Regions from separate parts of the Homo sapiens genome. Here region 2 is linked to region 1. Evidence: chromatin loops called from intact Hi-C (ENCODE). Cell type or tissue: endothelial cell of umbilical vein. All regions are shown on one strand. Region 1 overlaps DTNBP1 (dystrobrevin binding protein 1). Region 2 overlaps DTNBP1 (dystrobrevin binding protein 1).

Region 1 (8,000 bases):
CAGTGCGGTGACACTGAATCAAAAGTTCAGGTGGCTGCTTGTCAGCCACAAAGGGATCTTGATCTCCAGCATCTTCATGAGCTCTTAAGTTTCTCCTTTGAGAAGAAAAGTCTCCCCATGTCCCATGTGCTTCTGTACATGCCCAATTCTGTCACCCACAGCCAACAGCAAAGAGCACAAGGCAAGTTAATCCAAAGACTTTTAGGCCAGGTGCAGTGGCTCATGCCTGTAATCCCAGCACTTTGGGAGGTCGAGGCAGGCAGATCACGAGGTCAGGAGTTCAATACCAGCCTGGCCAACATGGTGAAACCCCGTCTCTACTAAAAATACAAAAATTAGCTGGGCTTGGTGGCGCATGGCTGTAATCCCAGCTACTCAGGAGGCTGGGGCAGGAGAATCTCTTGAACCTAGGAGGTGGAGGTTGCAGTGAGCTGAGACTGTGCCACTGCACTCCAGCCTGGGCAACAAGAGCAAAACTCCGTCTCAAAAAAAAAAAAAAAGATTTTTTAACTCCCTATTTCTTAGGAGGGACTCTAACCCTGCTAAATTGGGCATTTTAACCCGGGGATTAACCCAAAGACCTTTAACTGCCTGTTTCTTAGGAGGGATTCTAACCCTGCTAAGTTGGGCCTCTAACCCAATTCTGTTCTTTACCCTGGACAAAATACTACTTACGCAAAGTTGGCCAATTAGTGCTGCAGTCTATTCTTTTGGGTCGGGGTTTCTCCAGTGTTGTCCCTTGGTGGTTTGCCAGGAAGATGTTACTGGAAATGGGTCCCAATCCAGACCCCAAGAGAGGGTTCTTGGATCTTGTTCAAGAATGAAGGCAAATTCAGAGTAAAGTGAATGCAAGTTTATTACAGGAGAAACAAAAGCTACTCCATAGAGCAGCCCCAAGGGCTACTGGTTGGTTATTTTTATGGTTATTTCTTGGTCATATGCTAAACAAGGGGTAGACTATTTATGAGTTTTTTGGGAAAGGGGTGGGGATTCCTGGAACTGAGGGTTCTTCCCCTTTTTAGACCATGTAGAGTAACTTCTGGACATAGCCATAGCATTTGTAAACTGTCATAGCATTGGTGGGAGTATCTTTTAGCATGCTAATGCATTGTAACTAGTGTATAATGAGCAGTGAGGACAACCAGAGGTCACTTTCATCCCCATCTTGGATTTGGTGGGTTTTGGCAGGCTTCTTTACTACATCCTGTTTTATCAGCAGGGTCTTTATTACCTGTATCTTGTGATAACAGTCCTGCTGACTTCCTATCTCATCCTGTGACTAAGAATGCCTAACCATCCTTGGAATGCAGCCCAGGAGGCCTGAGCCTCCTTTTACCCAGCCTCTATTCAAGACGGAGTTGCTCTGGTTCTAATGCCTTTGACAATATTGCTGGATCATTTTAGATTCTTAACATCCTAAATGGTAAATATAGGACCTTTTGACCATCAACATTAAGAGATTCCAGCAAAGAGGAAAGTGTTTTATCTTGTGTGCGTATTTATGTAGGGGAGTGAGAAATAAAATCCTAAGCCCCGTAACTGACTGAACAGATCTCCTCTTAGCCAAGGGGACCCAGAGTAACCTTGAAAACTGAGTTCACAGCCATGATGGGATAGGAGGTCAGACATGCCTCTCATATGCCCCCCTCCCTGGCTAACCATGATTAGGCTTTCTCACCCAAGGGCTAAGGAGCAAACAGCCCTTTCAAAAGACTCCACCGCTGATTTCAACCAACCACCAGACACTGCTTCTCCCTTTTGCGGTTTTCGCATAACTGACCAGCATTTTTTCCCATAAGAGACCACCGACCACGGAATGGTTCGGGCCAGTCTACAGAGACTGCACAGCAAGGGTTTTCTGGTCTTCTTCACCTTTTGACATCAGAGGGCAGCAATCCACCCTTGGATCTTGCTAATGCCACCATTTTTTTGTACATCAGTCCCATGAAGGAGCATGAAGCTCCGTTGCATGTGTGCACCTTTCTCCTTTCATAAATATTCATGACTCCTCCTACAGTTTATTGAATATGTACATGTGGCCACCCTGCTTAGCATCAATTTCTGTTCCCTCTGCCCCTCCCTCAAAGTGTTTGTGTCTGGCTTCTGGCCTGAGGCTGTGCTTCCCTGCTTGTCAGGATGGCCACCCTACAGGCTGCAACCCTTCATGAGAAATAAAGCTCTTCTTTCCAGATTTATGAACCTCATTCTTCAGTTGACAGGAGGAAAAATATCTTTCCCTCACCCATCCTAGGTTCATGGTTAAGACCCCTATAACAAAAGACAGATTAATAAGAAAAAAGCCACTGGGCATAGTGGTATGCACCTGTAATTCCAGCTACTTGGGAGGCAGGGGCTGGAGGATCACTTGAGCCCAAGAGTTCAAGACCACCCTAGGCAACATAGTGAGACTCTATCTCAAATAATAAGAAGAAGAAGAAAAAGAAGAAAAAAGCATACAAATTTAATATAAGTTTTATGTGACATGGGAGCCTTCAGAAATGAAGACCCAAAGCGACAGAAACTTGATGTATTTGCATGCTAGGCTTGATGAAGAGTGGACAGCTGTGTAGAAATATGACTGGACAAAGAGTATGATGTAATAGCAGTCAACTGGGGGGAACTTAGCAAGTTCTGTTTGTTCAGATTCCTCTCTGTGTCCCTGCATCTTCTTCTTATTTGAGATAGAGTCCTTTCTCTCCATGTGTAGGGTTGGCGTCTCTCACATGAGGATCTTGTGTCCTGCTTCAGGAGAAAATGAGAAGATCCTTCCTAGGTTTTATGCCTGCCTCAGGGGAGAAGGGCAAGGGGAAGGTGAGAGCGATCCTCCTGTTTCTGCAGTTTTCTCAGATTCTTTCAGCTTCAAATATCTAATACGCCACAGTGCCATATTTTGGGGTATTGTGTCCTGAACCCCATCACCCAAAATCATAAATAAAAGGAATTAGGCTTAGGAAAGGAAGGAAAAAAGAAAAATGAAAACGACTTAAGAATTAGCTTTCAGGCTCTGGGTCTGCTTCTAAGGAACCTACATAGGCTTTTATAAGAAAATTTAAGAAATGGCAAAGCTGTCTGAGGCCAAAAAAAAAAAAGCTCACTTGTCAAGAGCATTGAACTGCTTTGCACATGAAGAATAGAATGAAGTTGTTCCTCTGCATGTGAGGAAAGATAGATAAAAGACTTTGGAAGGCCTAAAACAGTTTATGTCAAAATGCTAATCAAGTCACTTACCACTTACCATCTCTCTGGAATGCTGTGTGGTTCCATTTTATCTGAATTTAAAACAATATCTATCTTGTATGGTACCGTCTTTCATAATATGAAGCTTATGTTTTCAAATGTCTAAAAATCTTGTATTTTCATCCAGGACCTTTTTTGTATGCTATTTCTGTTCCCTCTGCCCCTCCCTCAAAGTGTTTGTGTCTGGCTTCTGGCCTGAGGCTGTGCTTCCCAGCCTGTCAGAATGGCCACCCTACAGGCTGCAACCCTTCATGAGAAACAAAGGAAATGCAAATATAACAGGGCAGTATTCCTGACTTTACAAATCATTTCATCAACTTGTTTTACTTGATTTTCAGGCAAACTGCTTTTTTCATAAGTTGGCAAGAGTTTTTGGATTTTTCTCCCCTCTCCTGTTGATGATCGTACACCAAAAAACTAAGCAATGAAATAAAATGATTGTTTGAGCTTAGATGAAACTTTTTCCTTAAGGGGGTATTTCCTGAATCTTATACCCTCTTACTCTTATTTTTTTAATTAATCGTTGTTCACTCATTTCACAATCACTTTTGAGTTTCTACTTTGTGCTTAGAACATAGAAGACCTGAAAGTATTCCATGAAAATAATTTATTTCTGTGTATTGAATTGATGGGCAAATCTTCATCCTAAGGAATATCAACATGTGTTATCAGGAGAGTTCATGAAAAGGACATTATCACATCACAGTTTTCAAAACCATATGGGTCTTATTTTAGGAATGTTAGCTCAGTTTATAAGTTATACTTTTCTTACAAAATAATAGGCTTCTTGTATATGACTTGCTGTCTTTTTTTCAAGAAAATAGAGAAAGGAGGTCTCACTATGTTGGCCAGGCTGGTCTTGAACCCCTGGCCTCAAGCAGTCCTCCTGCTTTGACCTCCCAAAGTGCTGGGATTACAGGAATGAACCACTGCACCCAGCTGTGCTGTCATACTAATTGGGTACATGTAAGGGAATCCTGTAATATCTTGGATGTGTTAAACCTTTCATTGAATAAATAATATCAGCTTATAGGTTGTGTGCTATTCTAAATAAACCCTCAATATTCCTTCAGCTTCTCTGCCTACTTTCAGGTGTGGTCAACCCCAAAGAAAGGTTCATGGCATCATTTTGTGAGTATGAATTTGGGGGAGGAGTTCAGAGGGTGTATTTTATTGATCATTTGGATGTGATTTATTTTTGGCATGCTATTTTTAATGCATTACAGATTTCCTGGCCAGCTTTTCCATAGCCCTTGGGTAACGTCACTTTTTATTGAACTGAATCTTAAGTGCAGGTGTTTTTGGATACCTCCTGCACTGATTCCATGGACCAGTCTGATGTCATTGTCCGTTGCCTGTTCCTGAGAGCCCCTTGTAGCCACTTCCTGCTCCCACTTTTAGCCATGAGGATTGTACTTGTTTGTTTCCAGCCCATAGAATGGCATGCTGGTGTTTCCCGTCAGCTGTGCTGCTGTTTCCTGAGCTGTGTGCTGTTTATCTTCTGCATCACTGCACCTCAAACGTCTGGCCTGCTGTGACTGCTGGCTGTGGCTTTGCGATCAAGCAGCCAGTTGAAGGCCTACTCCTGTGTACTTGTGAGGCTGCTCCTGATATCTGGCGTTTACTGTGCAGTCCCCATTTAGTGATTGCTACCAGTACCTTCATCAGACTGTTGCCGAGCGCCAACTCCATGACAGGCACTAAAGCTTCCATGTTGAAAGACACAGTGCTTGCTCTCGAGGAACGTGGCATCCAGTGGAACTATAGGGGGCAAGTGTGTGGTAGCAATGGAGAGGTACCAGCTATGTGGGAGCGTGGAGGAAAGAGAGCCTGGGTCTCCCTGGCCTGTCAGAGAAGGGGGCAGTCGAGCTGAGATGTGGAGGGTGAGTGGAAGTTGGCTGAGTGCAGGCGTCTGAGCAAAGGGTCAAGGCAATTACAAGTCAGGGCATGGCTTCTTTGGAGAACCATCAGGTGTTGGCTGTGTGTCCTTCTTCCGCAGCTGGAAAAGCGGCTTCCTAGGGATACTTCCTGAATAGCAGTTTCATTGCAAAGCTATTCTTATACGTCTTTACTGAGCGTAAGGTTGTTGTAGCCAGTAGAAAACAGGAAGAGTGAGGGGTAAAATCTCTGAACACTATTTTGAATCAGAAGTAGCACATCTTCAGCATCTCATACTTGTCTTTTGCACGTCCTTGTCCCAAGGCATTGATACCTTCAGGTTTGCCAAAAGCTCCTGCTGAGGGCCCCAAGCAGGGGTGTCCTGTCTCCCAGCTGCTGCATTTTTTTTTTCACATCACCTCTCTTTCTGCTCATTTACCCCTTCATCTATAGAGCAGTTAATCTTAGAGAAGCAGTAAGGGAGAGGTCCTGATAAACTAATTCATGTTAAGCTTTGAATGTTAGTTTTCTCAGAGCCCCCTGAATATAGTATTCTTCATACTGAAAAGGACATATTAAAACATGTAATCTCTAATTGGTGAAATCTCAAGAAAGGTGACAAAATTCAGATGACTCAGCATGCTGCCCCCACATTGACAGCTCCCCTGCTCCGACCTTCCTCATGCAGCATCTTCCTCAGCTTGTGGACTCAGGAACTTCTCCAGGTCCATCTTCCGTCATCCCTGTGGGCTGCAACACCAGCCTGCCTGGGAGGGGCAGAATCTGCCTCTCATCCCCATCTCATTAGCTGGCAGTGAAGGACTCCTGGTGGAAGGAGGGAGGGGACCAAGACAGCTATTCATAATACTGATTTATTCATAAGTCACTTATTCATAAGCCTTCAACAGCTTATAATTGAAAGTGATATGTCCCCATTTCAAAAATATTTTCTGGAAATAATGAGGTTTCCAGCAGATATGATCAGCTTTCAAGCATGCTGAGATTTGGCTGTCACTGAACCTTTTAGAGGCAGGATATTTCCAACTGGTGGCATGAGGATATTTATAACAAGAGGCCTTTGAACTCAAAAGCATGTTGAGCTTTGGATAAATATTTTGTATTGCAAGTATATGCAGTATTTTATTTGAAATATATGTAAATGTTGTGGGAAACAAAATTCAAAGCTATGTAAAGTGCTACTGAATTCATAATAGATTTTTGTTGTCACATACTATCTCGTAAATTGCCAAAAAAGTATACCCATTCTTAAACTTGAAAAGGTTTGAGACTCGTTGTCCTAGATTAGAATTTTTGGACTACTTAATTTGAAATCAAGGCAGTATGAGTGGAAACATCTCTAAAGGTGATTGTTTTGAACATTTTTAAGTGTTCTTCAGTGACATTCAAAATCCAAGGAAATCTAGCATCTGAATTCTAATTAATGTTGATAATCATTACACTAATGGTAAATTTTAAACCTGGTTTTGATTTCCTGGAGCTACACTGATGGACGGTGGGGAGCTGCAGGTATCAGTAGTCAGGTTCCCTCACCTTTGGACAGGAAGTTCTTGAAGTGAGGTGGGATTGGCGTAGTCAGGATCTAGCTCTGGTGGTGGTACGGCTTGGGTCAAGGGGCAAGAGCCCTGCCCAAAAAGATTGAAAGTGATTCCTTGCTGTAGCTTTTTTCCTTGAGCTTCAAAGGCCTTTCAGATTCTGTAGTGTCCTATGAAAATGCAAATGTCCCTGGGAAACACTAAACCTAAAAATACTGAATCTTGGCTCTGAAGAGTTGAAAGGATCTTCTCTTGTTAAAACTTTTCACAAGGCTTCGGTTTGGTCGACAGCTAGCTTAGTATAAAATGCTAGAAAAAAAGATAATGCAACCTAGTGAGGACAGGACAATGAGCCTCAACAGGGGAGGCCCAGAGTTGCTGCGGGGGTGCCAGAGGTGGCTAGGAGGGCTGACGGAAAGGGCAGCTGCCAGGACACCACGTCCACTGCACCTGCCACCCACATCCAGCCTGTTTCTGGATTGCGATATTTCGGTTCCCTTTTTTTTTTTTTTTTTTTTTTTTTTAATCCCTGAGACAAAGTCTTGCTCTGTTGCCCAGGCTGGAGTGCAATGGCGCGGTCTCGGCTCACTGCAGCCTCCGCCTCCTGGGTTCAAGCGACTCACCTGTCTCGGCCTCCCGACTAGCTGGGATTACAGGCACCCGCCACCACGCCTGGCTAATTTTTGTATTTTTAGTAGAGACAGGGTTTCACCATGTTGGCCAGGCTGGTCTCGAACTGCTGACCTTGTGATCTGCCTGCCTCGGCCTCCCAAAGTGCTCGGATTACAGGCATGAGCCACCATGCCCGGTCTCAGGTTCCCTTTAAAAAGAAGAAAATCAGCTTTGTTTTTCTGATTGTAATGCTCAAATTAGAGACCCTCAGATCTTTGGAGTTAAACAAAATTGTAGGTGATATTATTTGCAACTGCATTTTATTTGCAGTCTGGATCATGAGAAAACAACTGAAGCTTGTGTATTTCTCCATTCCTGGTAGTGAGGGGTTACTGTCAAAATTAGTCCACATTTGTCAAGTGGTTGCTTGTTCTTGAATGAATAAGATAGAAAAATATACATTTTTAATAATTAATGAAAACTTAAATTTTACATCTGAAGGATTTTTCTCTCATGATTAAAACAAATAACAAAACCCAAACCATAGATTTTAATATTATGTTCAATCACTATTCAACAGGCTTTTTTCTTTTTGTTTTTTAAATTAACATTGCCTTATGTTTAGATGTGCTGACATATTAACTGCCTTCTTTTTTTCCTCTATGTCAAAATTTCTTTATATGAGTTTAGTTTTTAGATATTTCTCAAGATTCTTTTGTA
Region 2 (8,000 bases), 55 kb before region 1:
AATTCTTGCTAATGTTTGATATTTTGACCTCCTCACATTAATTATGAACATTCTTAATGGCATCTGGAATAGTTAACCCTTTCCAGAGGTTTTCAGTTGACCTAGATCCGTTGAAGGAATCATTATCTATGGCAGCTATAGCCTTACAAATTGTATTTCTTAAATAATAAGACTTGAAAGTTGAAATGACTCCTTATTCCATAGGCTGCAGAATCAGTGTTGCGTTCACAACAATGAAACAACGTTGTTCTCCTTGTTCATCTCCATGAGAGCTCTTGGGTGACCAGGTGCATTGTCAAGGAGCAATATTATTTGGAAAGGAATTTGTTTTTTTTTTCTGAGCAGTAGGTCTGAACAGTAGGCTTAAAGTATTCAGTAAACTATGCCACAAACAGATATGCTTTCACCCAGGCTTTGTTGTTACATTTATACAGCACAGGCAGAGTAAATTTAGCATAATTCTATGGATTTTCAGGATGCCTCCAAAGATTTTCAGAGTAGTAAATGAGGCATTGGCTTCAGCTTAAAAGTCACCAGTTGTATTAGTCCCTAACAAGAGAATCAGACTGTCCTTTGAAGGTTTGAAGCCAGGCATGGACTTCCTCTCTCTAGCTATGAAAGTCCTAGGTGTCATCTTCTTCCAATAAAAGTCTATTTTGTCTGTTGACAATCTGCTGTTTAGCATAGCCACCTTCATCAGTTATCGTAGCTAGATCTTCTGGATAAGCTGCTGCAGCTTTTACATCAGCACTTGCTGCTTCACCTTGCACTTTGCTGTTATGGAGATGACTCCTTACTTTAAATTCCATGAACCAACCTCTGCTAGCATCAAACTTTTCCAGCTTTCTCACCTGTTTTAGCTTTCATAGAACTGAAGAGAGTTGGAACCTTGCTCTGGATTAGGTTTTAACTTAAGGAAGGGAATGTTGTGGCTGGTTTAATCTTCTGTCCAGACCACTCAGACTTTCTCCATATAAGCAATACGGTGGGTTTGTTTTCTTATCGTTCATGTGTTCATTGGAGTAGCATTTTTAATTTCCTTTCAGAGCTTTCCTTGGCATTCACAACCTACCTAACCATTTTGTGCAAAAGGCCTAGCTTTTGGCCTGTCTTGGCTTTCGACATGCCTTCCTCACTAAGCTTGATTATTTCTAGCTTTTGATTTCAAGTGAGAGATATAAGACTCTTTCTTTCACTTGAATAATTAGAGGCCATTGTAGGGTTATTATTAATAATTGGCCTGATTTCAATATTATTGGGTCTCAGGAAATAGAGGGGTCCAAGGAGAGGAAGAGAAATTGGAGAATGGCTGGTCAGTGGAGCAGTCAGAACACATACAACATTTATGGGGCTTGTGGCACCCCAAAACAATGACAACAATATGTGCTGGTGTGTACCACAGAATTCTAGAAGGGCTCAGGAATTGAAGGCACCAGGATCTTGAAAGATAAGGTGTGTTGAAAGCACGTATGTGAAGTAAGATCCCTTGATCCTCCGCTTAGCCAGGTGATCACCCTATCCCTAGCTCATCAGGCAATGTGGAATTTCACCTGAGGGGCTCCAGACTTGACTCTAACACACTTGAGGACAGGTAGACATACAAATGTATTGAAAACAGAGGAACTAAGTGAAAGCCTACGTAGTAAACAATAAGACTGTTTAGGCCCTTTTCCCCAGTAGGTCCCAGAACTCCGGCAGCCAAACTCACATCCCCTGTGCGGAAGAATGGAGCATTCATCTGCAAAACTGCACTTGACCAGCCCACAAGAAAAGGCCTGCAGATATGGATATTTAGGTTGTATGTATGTGGTGAAACAGCTAGGTCTGCTCTTACCACCCTCTGATGCTGAGCCCACACTCTGCATAACTTCGAGTCAACTTTTGTTGCCTCACTCAAATACAAATAGACAGCTGAGGAATCATATTCAATTAAGAAAGCTTCCAAAATGAAAACAACTGAAATACGTAGACTATAAGCTAGTAAACAATATTGTTTAAAACCTGCAGAAGAACGAGAGACTGAGGAGCAGAAGAAAACTTAAAAACGAGGCTGGGCGTGGTGGCTCACGCCTGTACTCCCAGCACTTTGGGAGGCCAAGGTGGGTGGAACACGAGGTCAGGAGATAGAGACCAGCCTGGCTAACATGGTGAAAACCTGTCTCTACTAAAAATACAAAAAAATAGCTGGGCATGGCAGGGTGCACCTGTAATCCCAGCTACTCAGGAGGCTGAGGTGGGAGAATTACTTGAACCCGGGAGGCGGAGGTTGCAGTGAGCCGAGATTGCACCACTGCACTCCAGCCTGGGAGACAGAGCAAGACTGTCTCAGGAAAAAAAAAAAAGAAAAATTGTAATTAGTAGCTTCAGATATATGGGAACATCTTGTAAGAGCCCATTTTGTATTTATGAGACAAGAAAAGATGCTGTAGAAAAGGAACAAGAGAGAGCTTTTAGAAGCACATGCACCCTATAACTTAAAAGTATTAAAAAAAAAAAAAGAAGGTAGCAAAAGTAGAAAATTTCACCTGAAGCATAAGATAATGTTAAACCTCTAAGAGAACAAAAAGTCTGAGGAAAAACTAAGAATGTTAAGATAATTCATAAGTCCCATGTTTGAGTACTAGGAGTTTCAGAAATAAAGGAGTGAGAAGGAGGAGAGACAAATTTATTGAGGAAATAACATAAGGAAGTTGTCCAGAATTGAAGGATATGAATGTTTGAGTTTAAAAGAGCCCATGAAGTGCCCGACAAAATGAGTGGAGAAAGATCTGTTGTCAAATACATATTTTTGTAAATTTCACTACACTAGGAATAAAGATCATAAAAGCCTTCAAAAAAGGCTTTTATATTAAGGATCAGGAATCAAAAGGAACATCAACTTTTCAGCAACAATGCCGAAAGTAGAAAATGGTTACTAAGAATATTTACTGGGCAAAATTTTCATCAAGCATGAGGAAATAAAGTCATTTCCAGGCAGCCAAGGGCTCCAGTGTGGTGGATGTGGACACTTTGTCAGGAAGCTCCTGGAGGATGTGCTCCACACACAAGGGAGTAACCCAGGAGGAGGAAGAGCCTGCACAGAGCAGAGATGAGTCACTCCAGGAGGATTCATTCTGTTCAGAAGAGACACCAAGGGAATTTCTAGGGAGGTGGTGAGAAGCTTCAGCAATCCTAGAGAGCAATTCATATTGGGACAGGAAGGCCTTCTGGAGAATTCTAAGTAGTGTTTCCAAGGGGGAAAAAATGAAGCTAATGCATTGTCTTATCGGCGTGGCAATATTGAGAGGAGCTTTATGACTCCTTTATTTATTTATTTATTTATTTATAACTTGAATTATTAAACTCTGGTGGAGGGTTTAATGAGGAATTAGAGATAAATGTGTGTGTTTTTTTTTAAACCAAGCAAACAACAACAAGGTAGATATTAACACTGAGGGGAAACAGTTTTTAAAAAAGAGAAATAATATGCTACATGGCTCAGTCACAAACAGTATTTATGTGATATTGGAATAATTAAAAGCAGAATTGTGATAAAACTTGCTGGGGAGATGGGGGAGAAAAAGCATATTTGTGTTGAGGGGAATTAGAGGTGTAAAATAGCTAATCCTCATCTTCTCCAGCAGGAAATCAAGAAGTAATATTTAAAATTGAAAAAAGAATAAATATTAATATTTGCATATTATTTAGAAATAACAGAGGTAAATGCCAGGAAAAATAACTGAAAGAATTGAACATGGCTGCTTGTGAAAAACAGGGCAGAAAGGTGGAGAGAGCTGGGGCAGGGACTACTTGTCTTCACTATAAATACATCTCCTGGGTGCTCTTTGACTTCAGGAATGGGTATGTACTATCAACATGCAAAAATTGAATTAAACATTTTTTAATTAATTCCATATAACATTCCCTGAATTCTTCTGCATGGAATACTAGACTGAAAAGGTTGCCATTGATAAAACAGTATGTGATCAGATAAGCTCCAGAAACACTTTGCATTTGCCCACGGAGCTTTGCAGTGTGCATCAGCGTGCTAAAGGTTCTGAGAATTCCTGTGGTAAAGAAATGTTTTGCTGGGCACGGTGGCTCACACCTATAATCCCAGGACTTTGGGAGGCTGAGGCGGGCAGATCATGTGAGGTCAGGAGTTTGAGACCAGCCTGGCCAACATGGTGAAACCCCATCTCTACTAAAAATATAAAAATTAGCTGGGCATGGTGTTGCATGCCTATAATCCCAGCTACTTGGGAGGCTGAGGCAGGAGAATCCCTTGAACTCCGGAGGTGGAGGTTGCAGTGAGCCAAGATCGTGCCACTGCACTCCAGTCTGGGCAACAGAGTGAGACTCTGTCTCAAAAAAACAAAGAAATATTTTGGCCGGGCACAGTGGCTCATGCCTGTAATCCCAGCCGAAAGCGGCAGATCACTTGAAGTCAGGAGTTCGAGACCAGCCGGGCCAACATGGTGAAACCCTGTCTCCACTAAAAATACAAAAATTAGCTGGATGTGGTAGTGGGTGCCTGTAATCCCAGACACTCAAGAGGCTAAGGCAGGAGAATTGCTTGAACCCAGGACCGGGAGGTTGCAGTGAGCTGAGCTCACACCACTGCACTCCAGCCTGGGTTACAGAGTGAGACTCTGTCTCAAAAAAAAAAAAAAAAAATTTTTTTTTGACTCAGCATTTCACAACTTACTTGCTCACAGAATCAATTTGCATGTAACACATATTAACATTCTGTGACTTAGTATTCTACATAACACCATTTGAGAAATTTTCAAATACTGCCAGTGAAAAACTTTTAATTTTCTGGTTCATAAGAGATGAGTCGCTTAAAAATAAACCTTCTTCCTTTTTAACAAGATGCTATGCAAACTACACTAATGACTTTTCTTACTCTGAAGAAAACGATAATATGTGATAGAAAAAGTTGGATATGTGATATGCTTATGTGCATGCATTTTTTTAACAATGTTTGCACACCCTGTAGCTTTCCCAAAAATCCGGGCCAGAACACTGGATGAAGGTGGGGAGAGTGGGAGAATGAAAGATAATTTTTCACACTCCTCCAGTGCTAATAGGCTCTGCAATAGGCTCCTATGGCTTTTCTCATTCAGCTCCCACCAGAGCCTGTAGTGTGGGCAGGGCAGCAATTTTTGGAGTTGAGAAGGAGATTGAGTTGCATTAAGTCATCAGACTATTTAGGGGCCAGCATCAGAACCAGAGTCTTCAGTCCAAGGCTCCCACCACACCACCACACCAACCCAAATGTGTCTTCTTTTTTGATGTTAAGTTGGAACAAACTGATTGAGTCCCAGATGTTTATACCAGTGCATCTGTAGTTTCAAATGGATATATGATATTTTGTCATTCATTTGACGGACGTTCCCAGCAGAGAGAATACATTCCTGCCCCTACAAAAACAGGACTGTGACCCATTATAAAATAAATAAACACAAAATAAAATAAACGTGACAGTGGCTTCCTAGTCAGGGGATTCTCCCAGTGGGTAGGGAAATATACAGCCTAGGGATGGTTCTGATAGCTCTTACCTACCCTTGAGAAACATTTGAATAGACGGTTTAATCCACTTCATTTGTGCAGTAAAGTAGGACATCTCTCTTTAGCTAGTTATCTGAGAAAAGTGCCATCTAAGACACTTGTGTGGTTGTACGGGGAAAATACCCATAAATTGCTTTTCTAAATATTTTTCTGCATGTAAAATGATATTACTGTTACCAGTGCCTTTGTAGACTGGAACGGACATTGCCTTGATAAACAACAAAACATTGTGTAGTGGCTAGAATATGGCTATAGGCAAAGACAGGTACTCAAACCAGTAGCTAAGTTGTCAGATAGTTCAGAAGATGAGTGCTACAGCCATACGAGTCTAATTCATGGACCCCTGGCAGAAGCTTTTGTAACCAATAGGAAATACATTTTTCGTAAAGAAAGAAGAGCTAATATTTAGTATAGGAGCCAAAATAAAGAACTTAAAACCATTTACATGGATTTTTCTAGCTAGCAATTAGAAAAGTGGGCTTGAGATTTGAGGGTCAGCTTATATTCTTAGGGGTGTGGAGGAAGACAGATGATAAATTTATAAAGAAAAAAAGAATAATTTCAGACAATAATATAAACCTCAAAGGAAATAAAATGGAGTAATGGTATAGTGGTAAGGCAGGGGAGGACTGCTTCAGCTAGGGTGAGCAGGACAGGCTCTTCTGAGAAGATATGTGAGAAGAGGTTTGAGTAAGATGGCAGTCATATGAGGATCTAGGACTGTATAGCTCCAAACAGAAGGAACAGTGGGAACAAAGACCCCGAGTCATGAACAGTAGGTACGTTTAGAGATAGAGCTAAATGGAAGTATAGAATCTCAACCTTCTAGATTTTTAATCTTTCCAGTGCCACCATAATCCTTAGAGTGCTTATTGAAGTTCTCTCACAATAATTAGTTATACTTGAAATCATCCATAAGTGTGTAATTTGATTAAAATATTTCTTATTTCCAAGTTTCTAGATCCCTTATGCATCTCCTTCAGTACTTATGCTTTCCCCTTCAGTACACAGCATACCATCAGAATTTCTCCAAAAATAGTAACATCTTGAAGAACAGTGATTTTAGCAATTCTTGTTAATTATAAGTGACTCATAATTTTAACATAGTCTTCTGTTGGACTCGAAACCTGCTTAGGGGCATACTGACTCCAGAAACATTTTTCACTGATTTATCCAGACTTTGAAATTTGCTTGTCTCCTGGAACCCACCTCCTAGAAGTGGTGGTCGCTGCTGCCTCTGATGAGATTTAGTGCTTATGCATATTTTAAGGGTCCTGATTCTTTTTGCTTTATGTTTATATATCTACTATAGTTAATGCCAAGGGACTCTGCCCTTCTTTTTGTTTGTGTTTTTTTGTTTTGTTTTTTGGTAACATTTGGACTATGGACTATATTTAGAAAATCTTTAGAACAAAGTATAACAGATATATTTAAGAGATTATGGCGTATCTGTAGTGGCGTTTGACCAGTGTATGTTCTAGAGACTAACTTGCCAAATTCCTGAGCTTCAAGAAATGAGTGTTCAAGCTCACCTGCCAAGAGACTGGCAAGCTGGGGAGAAGGGGAGGTGTGGCAGGAGTGTGGCCCTCAGGCCTGGCTTTGCGGAGCTGAGAATGGGAGAGAAGAAACCAACAGCATTCTCCAGGGTAAAGATCCAAAAACGATCTCTTTTGGTTCTTCTGGAACCAAAAGAGAAGATCGAGAGCACCTTCTCTGAAGGAGCCAAGCAGCAGGGCAGTAACTAGCTTCTGCAGTTCTGCAGCAGAAGTCTGTTTGGATGCTGAATGAAAAGGGGAGCAGGAGAACTTTTCCGCAGGCAATGACTTTACAAAAAGGGAGCAGACTTCTGCATCCACCAGGATGGAGTAACAGGGACCAGATTTATTCTCTCCCCCGAAACAATGAAAAACCAGGTGAAATAAATGAGAGAATGTTTTTAAGACACTGGATTTTGGACAAAGAAGAGATGTGATGGTACCCGATAGATAGGAAACAAGTGAGGTGAGCCCTGTGATTGCCTCTGCATCCTGCCTAGAGAGAGTTTCCAGGGTGCACTGCAGGGAAGTGGACCCAGGCAGAGCCTGGCAGACTCAGAGTTGAAGAGCTAAATCTGGGGAGATCAAGGCAGCTGGAGTTTACAGGACATAGTCCCAGAGAGGAGAGAGTTTCTGAGAGGGTCTCCATGAATATTCACCTGATAATACAGGTGAGGAAACTATCCAAGGCAGGAGGGAAAAAAATATCCAAGAGGGTGAGCTAACAGTGCCTGGCACTCACACAGAGCCTCTTCCCAATAGTCGGACTGGGAAAACTCATAATTACTGAGGTATTGGGAAGTGGACTCGGTGAATTCTTGCCTCAGTAGGATGTGTAATTGGCTTTTGTCTGAATACTGCTGAAGACGTGCTTAGCAAATCATAAAGCAAGCATCAGAAGAATCAAGCTGT

What was found. Hi-C counts contacts between places; a loop is a spot of excess contacts. Peaks named below come from ENCODE experiments on the same cell type or tissue, not always from the same donor. Only the 100,000 strongest peaks of a DNase experiment are listed, where the experiment ranks them.
Region 2: it touches region 1 in a loop (6-fold over the local background); 4 of 110 quality-filtered maps call a loop at or near these places.

The regions. Positions count from the first base shown.
Region 1 is chr6:15,548,684-15,556,683 of GRCh38, reverse strand. All of the region lies in intron 7 of DTNBP1 (dystrobrevin binding protein 1), which reads left to right. DTNBP1-AS1 (DTNBP1 antisense RNA 1) reads right to left here. Exons shown (of 3, transcript XR_007059478.1): 1 at 676-8,000. Among named protein-coding and RNA genes, the nearest start is that of DTNBP1-AS1, 6.6 kb to the right of the region's middle. RefSeq lists an enhancer at 4,402-4,950 and a silencer at 5,392-5,686. In endothelial cell of umbilical vein, no CTCF peak of the experiment used is centred here; a DNase peak (open chromatin) is centred at 4,703; H3K27ac peaks cover 1,668 bases.
Region 2 is chr6:15,603,667-15,611,666 of GRCh38, reverse strand. The region is part of intron 6 of DTNBP1 (dystrobrevin binding protein 1); the gene reads left to right. Among named protein-coding and RNA genes, the nearest start is that of DTNBP1, 55 kb to the left of the region's middle. In endothelial cell of umbilical vein, no CTCF peak of the experiment used is centred here; a DNase peak (open chromatin) is centred at 3,036; H3K27ac peaks cover 540 bases.